2 separate regions of the Homo sapiens genome follow, and region 2 is linked to region 1. Evidence: chromatin contacts called from ENCODE Hi-C data. All regions are on one chromosome and are shown on one strand. Each heading gives the region's core, a stretch centred on a gene start or an enhancer-like site at or near the end of the contact. The rest is flanking DNA. Distances are from core to core; before and after follow the strand shown. Region 1 holds the start of ALKBH8 (alkB homolog 8, tRNA methyltransferase). Region 2 holds the start of ACAT1 (acetyl-CoA acetyltransferase 1).

What was found. A loop is a pair of places that touch in the nucleus more often than their neighbours do. Pooled maps may share reads with other maps.
Region 2: a loop to region 1 is called in a map of PC-9, with 7 times the contacts of the local background. The contact joins the promoter of ACAT1 here to the promoter of ALKBH8 in region 1. A Hi-C loop is called at or near these places in 5 of 168 maps with a recorded cell type or tissue (PC-9, chondrocyte, gastrocnemius medialis and 1 more), 1 of 37 single-sample maps with no recorded cell type and 17 of 50 pooled maps.

Annotation. Positions count from the first base shown.
Region 1 is chr11:107,563,643-107,568,257 of GRCh38, reverse strand. ALKBH8 (alkB homolog 8, tRNA methyltransferase) reads left to right here and starts at 2,523. Exons shown (of 12, transcript NM_138775.3): 1 at 2,523-2,657. RefSeq lists enhancers at 223-302, 2,231-2,290, 2,137-2,653, 2,361-2,850, 2,654-3,172.
Region 2 is chr11:108,120,317-108,124,704 of GRCh38, reverse strand. It overlaps ACAT1 (acetyl-CoA acetyltransferase 1), which reads right to left and starts at 3,138. Exons shown (of 12, transcript NM_000019.4): 1 at 3,027-3,138. The coding sequence starts at 3,098. RefSeq lists enhancers at 462-521, 582-701 and silencers at 2,927-3,336, 2,938-3,476.

The DNA.
Region 1 (4,615 bases), core at 1,274-3,773:
AGCTGCCTCCTTACATATTTAAGTTCAGCCTAAAGGTTTTTCTGTACATCGTGAACAAGTGGAGGAGTAAACCAACCATAGCCCACACCTGTGCCAATCGCTGAGTTTTGGCCAATCAAATGTAGCCAATTGTTTGAACAGTGTTCAAATAAGGCAAACACCAACCTGTAACCAATAACAGCTGTTTCTGCACCTCACTTCTGATTTCTGTACATCATTTCCTTTTTTTTTTTTTGTCTACAAATCCTCCACCACATGGCTGTGCTGGAGTCTCTCCAAATCTGCTGTGATTCTGGGGGCTGCCCGATTTACGAATCAAAAGTTCATTGCTCAATTAAACTCCTTTAAATTTAATTTGGCTAAAGTTTTTCTTTTAATAGAAGCCAGGGCTGAAGATAAAGATTAGGGAATGATTCACAAATCTCTTTATAACTCTGGGGAGGGCAGACAGGAAGAGACTAGAATAACAGAAAAGAGTCAAACTCAAAATCTGAGGGATTGCCTATATTTAATTACGGACAGAGTGAGAGAAACTAGTGGAAAATTCTGAAAGTAAGTGATCAGATCGTATAAAGAGAATTAAAAGAGAGGTGCAGAAAAAAAGTTTTAAAAGCTTCAGCACCTTAAAGCAGGACAAATACTGAGATGAAGTAATTGAATTTGATCAGTAAGAGATAAGAGGATATTTTACACTGTTATCCAGTTTGGTAGACACCGGCCACTTGTGGCTACTTAAGTTTAATTGAAACTAAAATTTAAACATTCAAAATTCATTTCCTTAGTCATACTAGCCACATTTGAAATGCTCATAAGCCACACGTTAACTAGTGTCTATTATGTTGGACAGCTCAAACTATAAAATATTTCCATCATTGCAGAAAGCTCTATGGGGATGTGTTTTTGAAAGCATCCAGTAGTGCAGAAGCAGAATTGCAATGGGGAGATTTCCTGTGTGTCCTCTTATACTCATGTAGCTTGCAATGTCTGGTGGATTTGACCTCTCCAGCTTGCACTTGCCTCCTCATTTTTACTATTAAGTTTTGGTCTCACCCTTTCTTTCCTAGACTATTGCAATGCTTGCCTATCTGCCTCTTCTGTTCTTTCATGTTTGTAACCTATTCTCCACACAAATCATTCCGCCACTCAACAGCACTCTTTTTTCACTGCCACTTTTCCTGGTCAGCCAGCTATTTTATTGTTAGTCCACTGTGGTGCACTGCAGATAGGGGCCATTGTATCAACAACATGGGAAGGTGATTCCTCTTCCCCTACACCTTTCCCTCCCTGCACTCACATAGCTCATAAACCAATGCAGGTAGAAGGATTATGGTACATTTATATAACAAATAACAGAGCAGGAACAACTGCTAATCATCACCCTCTCCTTTGTCTTTTACTTATGATCTGTTACCAGCTCTTTTTTCTTTCCCTCTGCCACTACTGGGCTTGTTAATATTTCGTTACTTTTCACTTCATCAGTCATCTTCTAGTCTCTCCTCCCACTTGCCACAAGAAGCTCTGGTCATATCATTTCATTTCTCTAACCTTCCTCCCTGCAACTCCCACTCTGCAGGCCTACAGAATTCTGTCTTGCTTCCTTCACCATTCTTCCACACATCTTTCTATTACTCTGTGGTACTCACCATTCCCCTGGCACATTCATGCATATTCACTTCCTTCCCTCCCGCCCATGCAATGCCATCTTTCAGACCCCAGGATCCTCTCCCATATCTCTGTGAACCCTGAATATCTGAGACAGGTCTCAGACAATTTAGGAAATTTATTTTGCCAAAGTTAAGGACGCCCGCCCGTGACACAGCCTCAGGAGGTCCTGATGATATGTGTCCAGGGTGGTCGGGGCACAGCTTGGTTTTATACATTTTAGGGAGACATGAGGCATCAATCAATATATGTAAGATGAACATTGGTTCCGTCCAGAAAGGAGGGACAAATTGAAGCAGAGGCGGGCCAACTCAAAGTGAGGAGGGGGCTTCCAGGTCGCACGTATTACAGCTGAGAGACAAATGGTTGCATTCTTTTGAGTTTCTGATGAGCCTTTCCAAAGGAGGCAATCAGATATGCATTTATCTCAGTGAGCAGAGGGATGACTCAGAGGGATGACTTTGAATAGAATGGGAGGCAGGTTTGCCCAAGCAGTTCCTAGCTTGACTTTTCCCTTTAGCTTAGTGATTTTGTGGCACCAAGATTTATTTTCCTTTCTCACCTCTAATAAGATTCAGGAGGAAATATGCACGAAGAATAGAAGGTGCCAGGGGACATTGCTGAAAGACCAAAGGGCCCAAACCTGTTTGACCTTGTCCATTTGGAGAGCAACAGATAAAAATATAGCTGCACTACCAATTATTACTACTCCCCCCAAAAAGACAACTGAATTTTCAGTGTAACAGACAGCACTTTACAAAGACACTTGGTCGAAAAAGGGTCACTCCCGGGCTCTGGGAGGCGAAGAGGACTGTGGGAGCGCTGTTCGTTGTCCCGCGGGCTCATGGGAAATGTAGTGCAGTTTTCTCCAACATGGCCGCGCCCAGGGGAGATGGCGTGCAAGTATCCGCTGCGGTGTTCTGGTGCTAGAGTGGAGAGGCTGGCAAAGAAGAAGGCACACGCATGGTGAGAATCCGGCCTGAGCCGAAGCGGAGGTGTGTGGCACTTCTTACTGGCGGGCATACGGGCAGCAAATCACCGCTTCCTCTTTTCAGCCTCTTCCGGTCTTCTCTATCCGCCTTGCCAGCTAGGGCTGAGAACCTAGGGAAAGGGGATGGATCCCAGAGGCGCCCTTGGTGCAGTGTGGGCAGTAGGGTGTCTGCGTTGGGTGGTTCTCTCAGTGTTTAGGGTGCATGTGTTTGTGTTTGGTTCGGGCGCTCACGTGGTGCCTGTGTCAATCTTCTGTTTTCTTTGGGGTTGGAGAGGACGGTTGCAACATGGGGCGTGTTAGTGTGGCGCTTCTGGGGCTTTTCTGACCGGTGACAATCGGTCTGATTGCATCGATGCAAAGGCAGTGCTGATGATCTGATCCCTTGCGCAGCTGAGTCTTCCTGTGCTCTTATTTGAGCAATCCCTGCGACTCCTGGACCTCTGGTAGCGTCAGCCTGTTATTTTGATAGATTTCATTGAATATTTATTGTCAGTTGTATGTCAGGCACCAAGTCTGTGCCCTTAAATAGATGACAGTTTTCTGGCCGAAGCCCAACACAAACAGGCAATTATAATACCATGTGAGAACTCTAGAGATAGAGGTCCATGCTAGGTGTTAATGAAAACGTTGAAGAAGGCCACCAAACTCAGAATTCTGGAGGAGGGGAGGTTTAGGAGGTAAGACAGCAAAGTCGATTTAGGTTTATTCGACAAATGGTTATTGAGTGGCTGCTAGGTGCTAAATCCTGTTTAAGTGCTGGGTGCTACAGGGTGAACAATAGAGACAAAATCTCTACTTCATGGAGTGAGTGTTCTTTATTCAGTTATGGGGAAAGACAGAATAAACAAATTAATGAGAGTGTAAGAAAATATGTAGTAAGTGTTATTCAAAGAGTTAAAACGGGGTGCCGTGACAAGTGATGGGGTGAATTTTTTTCTAAAAATTTTAAATCTTTATTTTCTTTTTAAATAGATGATGCAGTTTAAATAGCTACTAACTTCAAAAGTCATGAAAGAAGAAAGCTCCCTTTCATTCCTTTACTCATCGATCCATTTTCCTTCCCTGGAGGCAACCCATATCACCAATTTCTTGTGTGTCCTAAAGATTTATATGTAAACTCTGTATACCAGTGCCGTACGTTAAAATTGGGCCTCGTTTGATAGGAAGTTAGATTCTTTCTAATCTTTGCTATTAATTATTAGGTTGTGCAAAAGTAATCATGGTTTTTGCATTTTTTTAAACATATAAGTATAGGAACATTTGTCTATACTGCTTGTTTCATAATAGGCTCTCTATTATTCAAGGAGGGCATGATGTACATACTACTATTACCACGTAGGGCAATATCTAGTAGGATATATTGGCTTTAAACTCACTAACAAGCAAGTAGCAGAGCATGCATAATCTCCAAACTTTCATTATCCCACAGAGAGTACGCTTAGGCTGGAGCTGGCTGAACCGGACTCAGCATGGCTAGTATCATAGTTAATAGTGACTTCACTCCAGTAATGTCACAGGGAGCATCCAAGTATCTGTGCATTAGTGGAAACTCTGGCCAGGGAAGTGGCTTTGTCAGAAGGGGGCACCTCCAGACCTCAGCAGCTGGTATCAGCCTATCCTTGTTGAGATGACTCAGATATGTTGGGCCAGCACATTGCCTAGCCACTGGAATGGTGGAAAACTGAGCCTCAAAGGCCATTTAGTGTCTTTCTTCACGTGCAATAATATTGCATGACTGAGGGAGAGAAAAAGGAAAGGGATGACAAAAATGTGGTTATGAGGCTCCACCTGCTGGTGCTGGACTCTTAGTGGCAGACATTTTAAAAAGATATATTTAGCATCGTTTCTTTCTCATTCCTTCTTTGCAGTGTTTGCTCATGTGAAATATTAAAAATTCTGTAGTGCAGTCATCCCTTGTTCTCCATGACATACTGCAAAGTTGCTGTTCCACAGATGAAGATC
Region 2 (4,388 bases), core at 1,889-4,388, 560 kb before region 1:
GATCATAAGGGTCTAGATTCTGGCCTATGGGCAATGACAAGCCACTGAAAGCTTTTATGTTATAAAAAGACCACTCTGGCTGCGGGGGAACTGAGTGTACTAGGGTAAGATTAGAAAAAGGGAAGGGGGCCAGGTGTGGTGGCTCACACCTGTAATCACTTTAGGAGGCTGTGGTGGGCAGATCATCAGAGGTGGATCACCTGGTGAGCTGGTCAGGAGTTCGAGCCCATCCTGACCAACATGGTGAAAGCCCGTCCCTACTAAAAATACAAAAAGTAGCGGGTGTGGTGGCACATGCCTGTAATCCCAGCTACTCAGGAGGCTGAGGCAGGAGAACTGCTTGAACCCGGGAGGCCAAGGTTGCAGTAAGCCAAGATCGTGCCACTGCACTCCAGCCTGGGCAACAAGAGCGAAACTTGATCTCAAAAAATAAAAAAGAAAGAAAGAAATTAGCAACAGGAAGGAAGTAGCATACAGGCTGTTAGGTCAAAGGGAAGAAGCAAGGTTACCAAAGCCAAGGGGTCAGGATCCCAGCAGAAGCGGGAACCACAAGAGAGACAGACACTGCCAGATACAGACAGACAGACAAATTATTCTGGCTTCTCCCTTCCTCCTATCTTCCAATCTTCCACTGGTGCCTTCCAGTGGCTACACCCAGCCAGAAGCCAGCTGATATTGGTCAGCCTACAGTAATGCAGACAGACTAGGGGAGGGAAGATAAATGAATCTGGGAGCAAATAAGCCCAAGACTGGCACAATACAGGAATTTTTTTTTAAGTCTGAGTATTAAAAGAAGCTGAATAAAACTGGATCAAAACACAAAACAGTTTCAAGAAGGGAGTGGTCAATAGTGTCAAATATAGGATAAAGGTCAAGAAGAAAAAACTTGGGCTGAGCACAATGGCTCACACCTGTAATCCCAGCACTTTGGCAGGCCAGGAGTTCAAGACCAGCCTGGCCAACAGAACCAGACCCCGTGTCTACAAAAACTAAAATTAAAATAGATTTAAAAAAATAATTAAAAAACAAAGAAAAAGGAAATCACTGTATTTTTCAGCTTCAGTGGCAAAGAAATTTAACTGCAGAGAGTTAAGGAGAAATAGATGCAGAATACATGGGAGGTAATGAGTAAAGACCACTCCTTTGACCAGAGAGAGAAAAGTGATTAGAGCTAGAAAGGCAATGTGCTCCAATAAAGTCCATAAAGATTTGTTGACCATAAAAGAGACCTGGTAAGCAAAGGGAAAAGAGCCAATGTAATGAGAGGTCAAATTCCATTCTACAAAATAGCACAGAAAACTGGAAATCCTGTTTATAGTTCAGTAAATGACCATTTAATTCAAGTGTCCAATACAACTGCTTCCTAGAGTTCAGTAATATGAATGTCACATATCATACATTACAGCATGTACAGGCTTATTTTTTTCATGAGGAGTATTTGTGTTTCATTTTAAGATCTTTTTTTTTAAGACGGAGTCTCACTCTGTTGCCCAGGCTGGAGTGCAGTGGCATGATCTCAGCTCACTGCAACCTTCCCCTCCTCCCGGGTTCAAGCGATTCTCCTGCCTCAGCCTCCCAAGTAGCTGGGATTACAGGCGCCTGCCACCACACCCAGCTAATTTTTGTGTGTGTGTGTATTTTTAATAGAGGTGGGGCTTCACCACGTTGGCCAGGCTGGTCTTGAACTCTTGACCTCAAATGATCTACCCACCCCGGCCTCCCAAAGTGCTGGGATTACTGGCATAAGCCACCTCAACCAACCTGATTGTAAGATCTTAATTAAACCATAAATTAAGAAGGTTCTGAACTTTTTTTTTTTACATCTCTAGAGTACCTAGTTCACCTATGTCACCTAGTCAATACTGACTGAAACCCAAGATAACCTAATTACTTTCTTGTGATTTCTTCACTCATCCCATGAGACTAACAAATAGGCTAAAAACTCATCTTCCCTGGAAACCTACGCCTTGTGACTTTTCTATTATCTCAGTCACCCAGGATCAATTTTAGACTCTTTCTTTTCCCTTGGCTTCGCACCCTCACTCCCTAATTGTCAAGTCCTAGACTGGTTCTTTTACAATCTCTTGCAAAGCTCCTACCGCCAGCACCCTTGTGCAAGTAATGTTATTCTACGCCCAGACGTAAGAACTAGAGTGACCTACCATTGCAACAAAAACAAACATATCAACAATCCCTACTTAACTAGGGTCAAGTCCATACTCACAACATAACTGGATCTCCAAGCTTATTGCCCCCATCGACCTAGAAAACTCAAGCTTCACCAACCACACCCTGAAGGTCTCTACCTATTCCTGAGGCTTTGCCTGACAATCTGTGGTGCGTACTCCCTTGCTTACGCATGTGGAGAATAAATTCTTTGAGACTCTGCCCCTGCTGTGTTCCCTAAACACAACGGTCAGAAGAGCGACAGCCCTTGGAACGCCCTCAGTATGTGAGCTTTGCTCATATGTCAAGTATAATTTATTGTATTATCTGAGTAGTCATTTGTTTTCCCTGATAAATTTCAGGCTGCTCCAAAAAACATCTGTTATGATCACATGGTGCCCTCTCCCCTTGTATGCCCAATGATTATCTATTGTATTAAAAAAGAAAAGGAACCTCTCCTGACAATAACGCACACAAATATGTTTTAAAGAAAATCTCGGGAGCAGCTGCACAGGCCTGCAAAGAGACTCTCCCCGATCCCACCGCTCAGGCCGGGCCAGCGCCAATCCTGGCGGTCCTGCCCGCCCAGACACGTGCCCTTGTTTGACACACCAGTAACGCTCATTAAGATGATTACGCCGAGACCTTGGAAGTAGAAACGCGCTGTAAAAATAGGCGAGTCCCTGGGTGTTATCGGAGCACTTAGGCGGTTTTTGGACCAGAACCCGTCGCGTGACTGTCCTGGGGCCTAAGCCGCGCGCCCGGGCCGCGGGAGCCGCAACGGCCGCGGGCTGGAAGCTTCCGAGGCGGGGACTCCTCGCATCCCGGGTCTGAGTGCTGTGGGGACGAACCCCGCTCACCTGCACCAGCCTCCGGAGCAGGGGGCTGCGGCTGCGGGCGCCGCTGCGCAGAAGTGCCGCCAGCACAGCCATGGTCGCAGAGGGCTGAGTATCGGCTCCACAGGCGTAGACTAGCGGCCTCCTCCCCAACCCCGCACCCCTAGCGGCCCGGCGCGGGCACCGCCCATCCCGCTTCCTCCAATAGTCGCCTCTCAGTCGGCGGCGATTGGCCGGCAGCCAAGGGCGGGGCGGAGCCTGGCGCTGGGACACCGCAGCCTGGGCCAGGAAAGGTTGACGAGTGAAGGACGTGGATGGAGACACTGGCGCTGGGGTCAACGAGCACCTGACACGCTGCTGGCTCCCGTGTCCACCAAGTCTAACCTGCCGGGGCCGGTGGTTTATGTGTAATCCGAGATTTTTCGATTTACTGAGCATGTTTCCCTTAGGCCTACCCAGCACAAACTCATGAAAATATTTTAGGATTTTTTTTTTTTTTTTTGAGACAAGGTCTCACTCTGTCACCCAAGCTGGAGTGCAGTGACGTGACCACAGCTCACTGTAATCTCGACCATCAGGGCTCAAGCGATCCTCCCTCCCCAGCCATCCCAGTAGCTGAGACTACAGGCGAAAGCCTCCACAACCAGATAATTTTTGTATTTTTTGTGGAGACGGGGTTTCACCATGTTGGCCAGACTGGTCTTGAACTCCTGGACTCAAGTGAGCCTCCCTCCTCGGCCTCCCAAAGTGCTGGGATTACAGGCGCAGGCGACCACGCCCAGCAAATTGTTGTATTTTTTTTTTTTTGTAGAGACTAGGTCTCCCTATGTTGCCTAGGCTGGTTGCTGACTCCTGGGCTCAAGCAGACGGCCAGACTCAGCCTCTCAAAGTGCTGGGATTACAGGCGTGAGCCATCACACCCAGCCGTGAAAATATTTTGAAGCAATCAAATTCCAGGCTCAGTCCAGATACAAATATGGGTAAAAAGGCCTCAGGTGATTCCAGTCCCCAACCTTCAACCACTCCAGCTGAGACCCCAGACATCATGGAGCAGAGACAAGCCATACCCACCATGCTGTCTGAATTCATGGTCCACAGAAACGAGAGAAAACAAATGGTTGTTATTTTAGGCCATTATGTTTTGGAGTATTTTTTTTTTTTAAGATAGGGTCTCGCTCTTGTCACCCAGTCTGGAGTACAGTGGTGCAATCATATCTCACTGCAGCCTCAAACTCCTGGTCTCAGGGGATCCTCCTGTCTCTGCCTCCCAAGTAGCTAGGGGATCCTCCTGTCTCTGCTTCCCAAGTAGCTACGTAGCTAGGACTACAGGCATGCTCCACCATGCTAATTTTTTTAATTTTTATTTTATATAGAGAAGGGGTCTTG